2 separate regions of the Homo sapiens genome follow, and region 2 is linked to region 1. The links are chromatin loops, found by intact Hi-C in ENCODE. Cell type or tissue: tibial artery. All regions are shown on one strand. Links, peaks and the distances in the headings refer to the core of each region. The heading gives the core; the rest is flanking DNA.

Evidence for each region. Peaks named below come from ENCODE experiments on the same cell type or tissue, not always from the same donor. Only the 100,000 strongest peaks of a DNase experiment are listed, where the experiment ranks them.
Region 2: it touches region 1 in a loop (2.0-fold over the local background); 15 of 110 quality-filtered maps call a loop at or near these places.

Annotation. Positions count from the first base shown.
Region 1 is chr9:129,251,614-129,255,995 of GRCh38, reverse strand. The region is part of intron 2 of IER5L-AS1 (IER5L antisense RNA 1); the gene reads right to left. Among named protein-coding and RNA genes, the nearest start is that of IER5L-AS1, 18 kb to the right of the region's middle. RefSeq lists an enhancer at 2,342-3,197. In tibial artery, for the core only: no CTCF peak of the experiment used is centred there; DNase peaks (open chromatin) are centred at 1,895 and 2,635; H3K4me3 peaks cover 1,057 bases; H3K27ac peaks cover 3,559 bases.
Region 2 is chr9:129,313,459-129,317,840 of GRCh38, reverse strand. No RefSeq gene overlaps it. Among named protein-coding and RNA genes, the nearest start is that of LINC02913, 5.4 kb to the left of the region's middle. RefSeq lists an enhancer at 4,148-4,317. In tibial artery, for the core only: no CTCF peak of the experiment used is centred there; DNase peaks (open chromatin) are centred at 1,940, 2,278, 2,539 and 3,980; H3K4me3 peaks cover 772 bases; H3K27ac peaks cover 4,000 bases.

The DNA.
Region 1 (4,382 bases), core at 152-4,151:
TAGGAAGCAAGAGAGGAATAGTCAGTCTGTGCGTTTCAAACAGGTGACCAAGGAAGGAGAATTGGGGCCCAGCAGACAAGAGCCACGGGATGGGGGTGGAGACAGGTCCCAGGCAGTTGTTACCATAAGGCTGTGGGAAGCAGGAAGCAAGATGCTCTCAGGGAGGTCAGAAGAACCAGGTCAGGCTGGAAGGTGGAATCTAGATGAGGATTTAGGGGAGGCAAAAGGCAAGAAGATGAGCAGTAAAGCTGAAGAGCTGGGCGGGCCACAGATCATGGAAAGCCCTGCAAGCCATCCAGATGTAACTCGAGTAACTCCGGGGCCCATGTGGCCCCATCTCTGCAGAGTCTCACTAAAGCAGCTCGGGGCAGCAACCCAACATTCTTTATAGGGACTTTCAATATTTTTTGTGTCACACTAAGGAGAGTCCAATTTATACCCCTCAGCAGGACTTCTCAGCCCCATCACCTCTCCCTCCAGGACCCTTGCACTATATGCCACCCCCCGAGTTCCCCATTTGCAGTCCCCTGCCCTCTTTCTGCTCACTCGGTTCTTCTTCATTCCACCCAGCTTAGCCCGGGTGACTCCAGTGCTTTGTTTTCTTTCTGTTTTTCCCAGAGTCCCTCCAAAAACAACAGCACAGAGCTCACCCAGCAAGTGTGCATCTCAGCCTCTCCCATCCTGCCCCAGTCCTGTCCCCTCAGTCGCCCCCTGAAAGATCCTGACCAGACTGGGAAAAAGGGGGTACGTGGGGGAAAGCCCAACGGGCAAGGTGAGGATGCTCTCTCATGAGGCGCAGGTGAGCAGGCAACATTTCTGTGACTTGCTCTTGTCAGAGTACAAAGATCCCACTGTCTCCATGGGCAATGGGGAGCCATGGGAGGGTTCAGAGCCAGAGACTGGAGCAGGCAGATTCGTGAGTGCCTTGAGAGCAGGGCCCTGGATGTTTTGTGGGTGACCCCCACCCCCATCAGCACCTATAAGATTCTGCTTAAATATGTGATGAGTAAAGAGGTCAGTGGTGAATGAATGAATTCCTTTTTTATTTATTTATTTTTTTTTTTTTGAGAAAGAGTCTCGCTCTGTTGCCCAGGCTGGAGTGCAATGGCGTGATCTCAGCTCACTCACTGCAGCCTTGACCTCCCTGTGGCTCAAGCAATCCTCCCACCTCAGCCTCCCAAGTAGCTAAGACTATAGGTGCATGCCACCACACCCAGCTAATTTTTTTTATTTTTGGAGTGATGAGAGGATCTCACTATGTTGCCCAGACTGGTCTCGAACTCCTGGACTCAAGGAGTCCACCCGCCTCAGCCTCCCAAAGTGCTGGGATTGACAGGTGTGAAGCCACTGCACCCAGCCATGAATGAGTTTTGAACTCCATGAGCATTCTGGATTTTCGTGCAGGGCTCAAAGACCCCAGAACACTTGCAGCCTCACCATCGCTTCTCTAAGTCCTTGTTCCTCATTTTTGTGCCAGCCAGGGATCTTCCAACAGTGACCTCCAAGCTGGTAAGGGATGGGGGACCCAGGCTCCCCGATCCGCACAGTGGAGCTTCTGGACTGTCTCCATCAATCTGCTGGGAATGGCCCATGGTCCCCTGGGCAAGACCCATGGTGCACGGGAAACCTCCTAGCGCTTTGGCTCTGGCTGTCATTCTGGTTTCCAGCAACATATAAAAATAGCTTCAAGGACACACAGGGGCCGGGAGGGGGAGACCTGGCCCCCGGCTTCCAGGAGAGCTGGCTACACACGACTCCTATCTCTCTCCCTCTCCAAGGCCCCCTGCCGCCCTCTGACTCTGGCTTTGAACCCTGGTCTGTATTTCCCCATGGACCACGGGCCTAAACCCGCAGAGCTCCTCCGCCAGCAGTTCCATCACCAAGACAAGCAGACGCAGAAGTCGCGGGGGAGGCGGCTGAAATTTCTCCCACAGCCAGCGCTGAGCATGAGTCCTGCAGGGCCCCGGTGCATGATGGAAGGACGGAGGCTGCGGTCCAGGGCTGAGCCCGCGAGGCTGTGGATAACCAGGGAGCCAGCCGGGAGGGGAGGGGCCGCCCAGCTGCAAGGGGCTTGCAAGGCTCTGCCAGGTCTTCTGCGTTTCCATCCCCCTAAACAACGGTGAGGCTAGTGTGTGCCCCAAACCACCTTCCAGGGCCCTGCAGAGCCAGCCCAGGGGCTGGGAGAGACCTCAACAGCAGGAGCAGCCCCCAGCCAGGGCGGAAGGCGAGGAAGGGGGAGGGGAAGCCCAATGACCTCGGGCACCTGGTGAGCGCAGACTGTGCCAGGTGCTGTGCCCCCATCTTCTCCATGAAGGAGCTGTCAAGATTCGTCCCCATCACACAGATGAGCAGAGCGAGGCTCAGAGTGGGGTGACTGACCACACAGCACGTAGGGCACACAGCTAGCCGGGTAGAGCCAGGATTTCAACCCCGGGGGCTCAGGAGCCTGTGCATGAAAGGCAGGGGCTCAGGGTAAACGCTAAAGGCTGGGGCCCCTTTTTTAACACGCTTCCCAAAAGCCCCAAAATAGACCCGCTTTCCTGATGAAGGTCTCCTCCCATCAGCTCCACAAATACCCACGTTCCCAGGCCGAGCCCAGGGCGGGGCCGCAGGAGTCAGCGCCCAGCGGGACCTATTTCTGGCTGCCACCCGGCCCGGCCACAAGCAGCCTTCTGTGGTGGCCTCAGCCACAGCCCACAGCTGAGGCACAGGCCTGGCCCAGCCTCCAAAGGCCCCTTTGTCCAGCTGCCTGGGCTGCTGAGCCTGGCTCCTGGACATCCGGAGTAGGGGGGCAGAGGGTGACCTGGGGCAGAGGTGGAGGGCTCGGCATGGACTGAGGCCCTGTGTGATGGCCGCGGCCAGCTCAAAGGACATTCCAGTGTCCTGTACCCTTGCAAGAGGAAAACAGTTTTCACCTCGGGACGGGCCTCAGCTGGCCTCAGAGAGGTGAACTCACCCTCCCCAGCTCACACACACTCACACTCACACACACACACACACACACACGTCAACTGCTGGGTGCAGCCACCATGTCCACAGGGACACGAGGAGGTGAGAGCCAGGGATCAGCATCCAGTAGGCTGGGATTCTCATCCCGGCTTCTCCGTGGGATCATCTGATACCCATGGCATCATCTAATTTCCCAGATATTCTCATCAGGGTCATTTCCCAGGTGATTTGTTCAAGTTAGGATCCAGGTAATATCTCCACGTGGCATATGGTTGCTATGTCCTATTGCTTTTTAAAAAGTTTTTCATTTCATGCCATCGATTTATTGAAGAAACGGGGCCAGTGTCCTACAAGTGTCCACAACCTGGATTGGTCTATTTGCTTCCTCATCGTGTCATTTTTTTTTTTTTTTTTTGAGACAGTCTTACTCTGTCACCCAGGCTACAATGCAGCGATGCAATTTGTAATTTTGGCTCACTGCAACCTCCACTTCCTGGGTTCAAGCGATTCTCCTGCCTCAGCCCCCCGGGTAGCTGGGACTACAGGCACACTCCACCGCACCCGGCTAATTTTTGTATTTTTAGTAAAGATGGGGTTTCGCCATGTTGGTCAGGCTGGTCTTGAACTCCTGACCTCAAGTGATCCGCCCACCTTGGCCTCCCAAAATACAGGGATTACAGGCATGAGCCACCAAACCCGGCCCCTTGCAGTGTTTTTTAACTCGTTTGTCTCTCCCTGTATTTCCTGTGAGTTAGAGATGAGCCCCCTCTCTTTTTTGAATAACTGCTTATTCATACGCCATAACATTAACCTTTTCCTCTTTTTGAGATGAGGTCTCACTCTGTCGCCCAGGCTGGAGTGCAGTGGTGCTGTCACGGCTCCCTGCAGCCTCAACCTCCCGGGCTCAAGTGATCCTCCCACCTCTGCCTCCTGAGTAGCTGGGACCACAGGCATGTTCCCCCACATCTGGCTATTTTTGTTTTGTTTTGTTTTGTTTTTTTGTAGAGACAGGGTTTCACCGTGCATCATGTTGTCCAGGCTGGTCTCAAACTCTTGGACTCAAGCAATCTGCCCGCCTCCAATTCGCCCTTTTAAAGTGTACAACTCAATGGTTTTTAGTCTATTCACAGAGCTGTGCAACCATTTCCACTGTCAAATTTCAGAATATTTTTTTCTCCCCCAAAAGAAACTTCTTACCCATTAGCAGTCACTCCCCATCCTGCCCTCCTGCCAGTCCCTGGCAACAACTAATCTGCCCTCTCTCTATATATATGGATTTGCCTGTTCTGAACATCTCATATCAATGAAATCACAGGAAATGTGGCCTTTGTGTCTAACTGCTTAACTTAGCGCCGTGCTTTCAAGGCTCATCCATGTCATGCCGTGTGTCAACACTTCATTCTTTTTTATTGCCAAATAATAATCCATTGTAG
Region 2 (4,382 bases), core at 312-4,311, 62 kb before region 1:
GAAGAAAGAGGGAGCATGGAGGATAGCATGGAAGGATGCTTGTGGACCAAGCTAAACCAGGAGCAGAGGAGCCACATCATTTCAGCTCCCGTTGCACAGGCCAGAGCCGGGTCATGTGACCACTCCCAGCTGCAAGGGAGGCTGGGAAATGCAGTCCAGCTGCATGCCCAGGAGGAAGCCAATGAACCAGGGTTTGGTGAAAACATAGCAATCTCTACCTCAAACGCTGTCCTCTTCAGGTGGATGAGTTGACATGAAGCGATACTAACAAAGTGCCCACTGTACCTGGCCTCTGACCTGTGTGCCAAAGCTGCTCATCTGGAAACCCAGAGGCTGGTCACCTTAGGGTCAGGACAGGCCTCTGAAGGCTGCTCCTCCACCTCCTCTGGAAACTGTACCTTAAAGCATGCCAGCCTGGGCAACATGGCGAGACCTCGTCTCTACTAAAACAACACAACAACAAAAATTAGCCAGGTATGGTGGCTGGCACCTATAGTCCCAGCTACTCGGGAGGCTGAGATGGGAGAATCACTTGAGCCCGGAAGATCAAGGCTGCAGGGGGCTGTGATCACGCCGCTGCACTCCAGCCTGGGTGACACAGTAAGATTCTGCCTCAAAAAATAATAAAAGTAAAAATAAAGTGTGCAGAGAAGGAACAAGGGGAGTAGAGGAAAGTTTTTTGGTCTAAGGAAAGCAGCTAAAGCCTTTATCAGATTCCCAAAAATTTGAAGCAAAAGGACTTAAAGAGAAGTGGACCACTGCCTATTAAAGCAACAGCCTTGGTACCAACACATTGGTCCTTATGAGCCCAACTACACAGAAGCTGAGGATTCCCCAGCTGTCATCCCCTCTCCCCAACCAGGCACGCCCCATAGACCTCCAGGGTCAGGGCAGGGAAGGCCCCCACCGATCCTCAGCAGCAAACACACCACCAGTCCAAGTCAGCCACGATGACCAAAGCAGCCACAGGGCCTTGGGGCGTCAGCATGGGAGGCGCGTTCAGCCGTGCAGTTGGAGAAACTGAGGCCCAGAGAGGGGCCATCTTGCCCAGGGTCATGCAGTGAGTTAGGGCAGAGTCGGGTGGCATTCAGTGTCTAACCAGTCAGGTTTCTGTGGTTATAAGCAAGAGAAATGGACTTCGTTTGACTTGAGCAGAAAGGGGCTTTATCATCAGACCAAGAGGGAGCTCAGAGAATGGAAGCAAAGGCTGGAGATCCAGGCGGGCCTTGGTGAGGATGGGACGAAACCAGGGCATCTTCCAGAGCCAGGAAAGACTCAGTGACCACCCCAGGGGTTGGCCATCAAGAATGAGGCCAGATGGGCATCTATCTTCAGGGTAGGATGGCTGGTGACCAAGATGGGGCTCCAGGCCTGCTGTGGGTTGAATGTGTCCCCCAAATTTCATGTGTCATGAAGAACTTAATCTCCAGTGGGGCAGTATCGAGAGGTGGGAGCTTTAAGACGTGATTGGAGCATGAGGGTTCTGCCCTCAGGAATGGATTAATGCATTCATGGATTTCAGTGTATTAACGGGTCATCATGGGAGGGAAACTGGTGGCTTTATAAAAAGAAGAGAGGCTTGAGCCAGCTCATGGGCCACTCTGCCCCCTTGCCATGTGATGCCCGGCACTGCCTGGAGACTGCACAGATCCCAACCAGCAAAAAGGGTGTCACCGAATGTGGTCCCTCAACCTGGGACTTCTCAGCTGCCATAACTATAAGAAATACATTCCTTTTCTTTATACATTACCCAGTTTCAGGTATTCTGTTATAAGCAACAGAAAACAGACGAAGACAAGGCCCATCCCTTGGCCAGGCAGGACAGGGGCATCTAGGCTGACAGCACACTCCCCAGGCTACACACACTGGGAGAGGTCCCCATGAGGCAACTGGGGGGCTCTTGCCAGAAAAGGGGGGCTTGGGTGCTGGGCTGGCCAAAACAGCAGATGTCCACCCTGGCCTCCTGCACCGGGGTTGTGCAATCAAAACAAAACAAGCACGGGGCTGGTTTCCTGCAGCCAAGAGCTATGGGCTGACCAGGGAGTCCGGCCCAGAGCACAGCCGAGAATCAGGGAAAACAGAGGCTCTCTGCAAGCTCGCTCTGCAAACCTGGGACCCGGATTCCAGGCTCTGCGGCTCCCTCAGGAGACTGGCAGCTCCCTGAAGGCAGTAAGGGAGGCTCCTGGCCCCACTCCAAGCTGGGCTTATGTGGGGCTCGCTCAGGCCAGTCTGTGGAGATGTCACAAGCCAGGGATTCACACTGAAGGAGGAGCTGAGGCCGAGGGCTGGGGGTCCAGGTGGAATTTATCCCAGGGGGCTGGGAGGTGGAGCGGGGAGAAAGTCCGGGAAGTCCAGAAGGGCCTGACTCAGGAGCTCAGCGCTGGTTTCACTCCCCACCTCCCCACCCCACCCCCACCCTGGCTCCGGGGGGAGGCCAGTGGCGATACTCAGTGTTCATGCTGGCAGGAGCGAGAAACCAGAGAGAGAGGAGGGATGGTGGGACGGTCAGTTTCCTGTGTCCACTCAGGGGAGGCTGCAGTCCCCACCTCTTGAATCAAACATGAATCTCTGTGTTGCCAGGAAGGTATTTTGCGGATGCGATTAAAGTCCATGATTGCCAGCCGGGGGCGGTGGCTCATGCCTGTAATGCCAGCACTTTGGGAGGCTGAGGCGGGTGAATCACTTGAGGTCAGGAGTTCGAGACAAGTCTGGCCAACATGGTGAAACCCCGTCTCTACTAAAAATACAAAAATTCGCCAGACATAGTGGCCTATGCCTGTAATCCCAGCTACTCGGGAGGCTGAGGCACGAGAATCATTTGAATCCGGGAGGCAGAGGTTCCAGTGAGCTGGTGCCATTGCACTCCAGCCTGGGTGACAGAGCAAGACCCTGTCTCAAAATAAATAAATAGTCCATGATTGGTTGACTTTAAGAAAGGGAGATTGTCGGCCGGGTGTGGTGGCTCACGCCTGTAATCCCAGCACTTTGGGAGGCCAAGGCGGGCGGATCACGAGGTCAGGAGATCAAGACCATCCTGGCCAACACGGTGAAACCCCATCTCTACTACAAATACAAAAACATTAGCCGCGCCTGGTGGCGGGTGCCTGTAGTCCCAGCTACTCGGGAGGCTGAGGCAGGAGAATGCTGTGAACCCGGGATGTGGAGCTTGCAGTGAGCCAAGATCACATCACCGCACTCCAGCCTGGGTGAGAGAGCGAGACTCCATGTCAAAAAAAAAAAAAGAAAGAAAGAAAGAGAGAGAGATTGTCTCAGATACTCTGGGTGGGCCTGACTCAATCCGGTGAAAGGCCTTAAGAACAGGGCTGGTGCTTCACTGCCTGTGGATGGCAGCGTGTGCCCAGGTGGAGATTTCCAACTGCCCTTTCCGACAGCCTGCCGTCTAGACTTCAGACATGCTTCTCCAGCCCCCACAATTGCATGAGCCAATTATTTGTAATAAATCTCCTACTATCGACCTCTTACTGCTTCTGTTTCTCTAGCAGAACCCTGACCAGCACAGCTGGCGGGAGGACAGTGGGGAAGTGGGCTGGGAGGTTCTGAGGACCCTCTCTAGGTAGGAGCATCACACCTGCACAAACAAGCAATAACTAGGTCCTGTCCCTCACGCAGCTGGGAAGCAAGGACAGTGCCACCCTTAGGGGCCGTGCAGCCGTGGGTGCTGGCGTTCAGCAAGGTGGCTCAGAACTCCAGGGCAGGCCTGGCACAGTCATGTACAACTGTCCTTTGTCCCCCCAACACCACCCCCTTGAGTGGCAGACACATCCGTTAAACTCTGGCCTGCATAGACTTGATGCCTGTTATTTCTCTGAATCTGCAGAACACTGGACAAAAGAAGAGACTGAGGTCCAGACTTGCTCACTTGTCTAGGGGTTGAGATGGTCCCAGAGCTCTTTGAACCCCACCTCTCTCAATGAGGCTAAGGTGCCCATGTGACCATCAGACCCCCAACAGCGATACGGCCAGGTCTGTGGTCTGAGCTAACCTGGTGGAAGGATGGCTTCGAGGGGCTCTGTCCTGACCCATGTGGGCAAACACACACCCCAAGTCTGGCTGACAGTCCTCAGGGGAGGTGAGGGGCCTGCTGCGGAAGAGACTCCATCACTGTAAGCCTCCCTCCCCCAAGATCAAAGATCTCCAGAGACTTCAGGTCTCCTAAAATCTCTCCCCAGCCTCCTGGCCCCATTCTCACTGTGTCAGTAGGAGGCACAGCGGAGGCTTAGGAAGCATCCACGGCCCACCTGTGTTGGGACCTCAGGGGAAGTGTGGTGAGGTGCCACTCAGTGTCCTCTTCCTCCGGGACAAGGGGAGGAGCCACAGGAGCTGGGGTGGGGGTGGCAGGAAAGAAGATAAAGAAAGGAAGA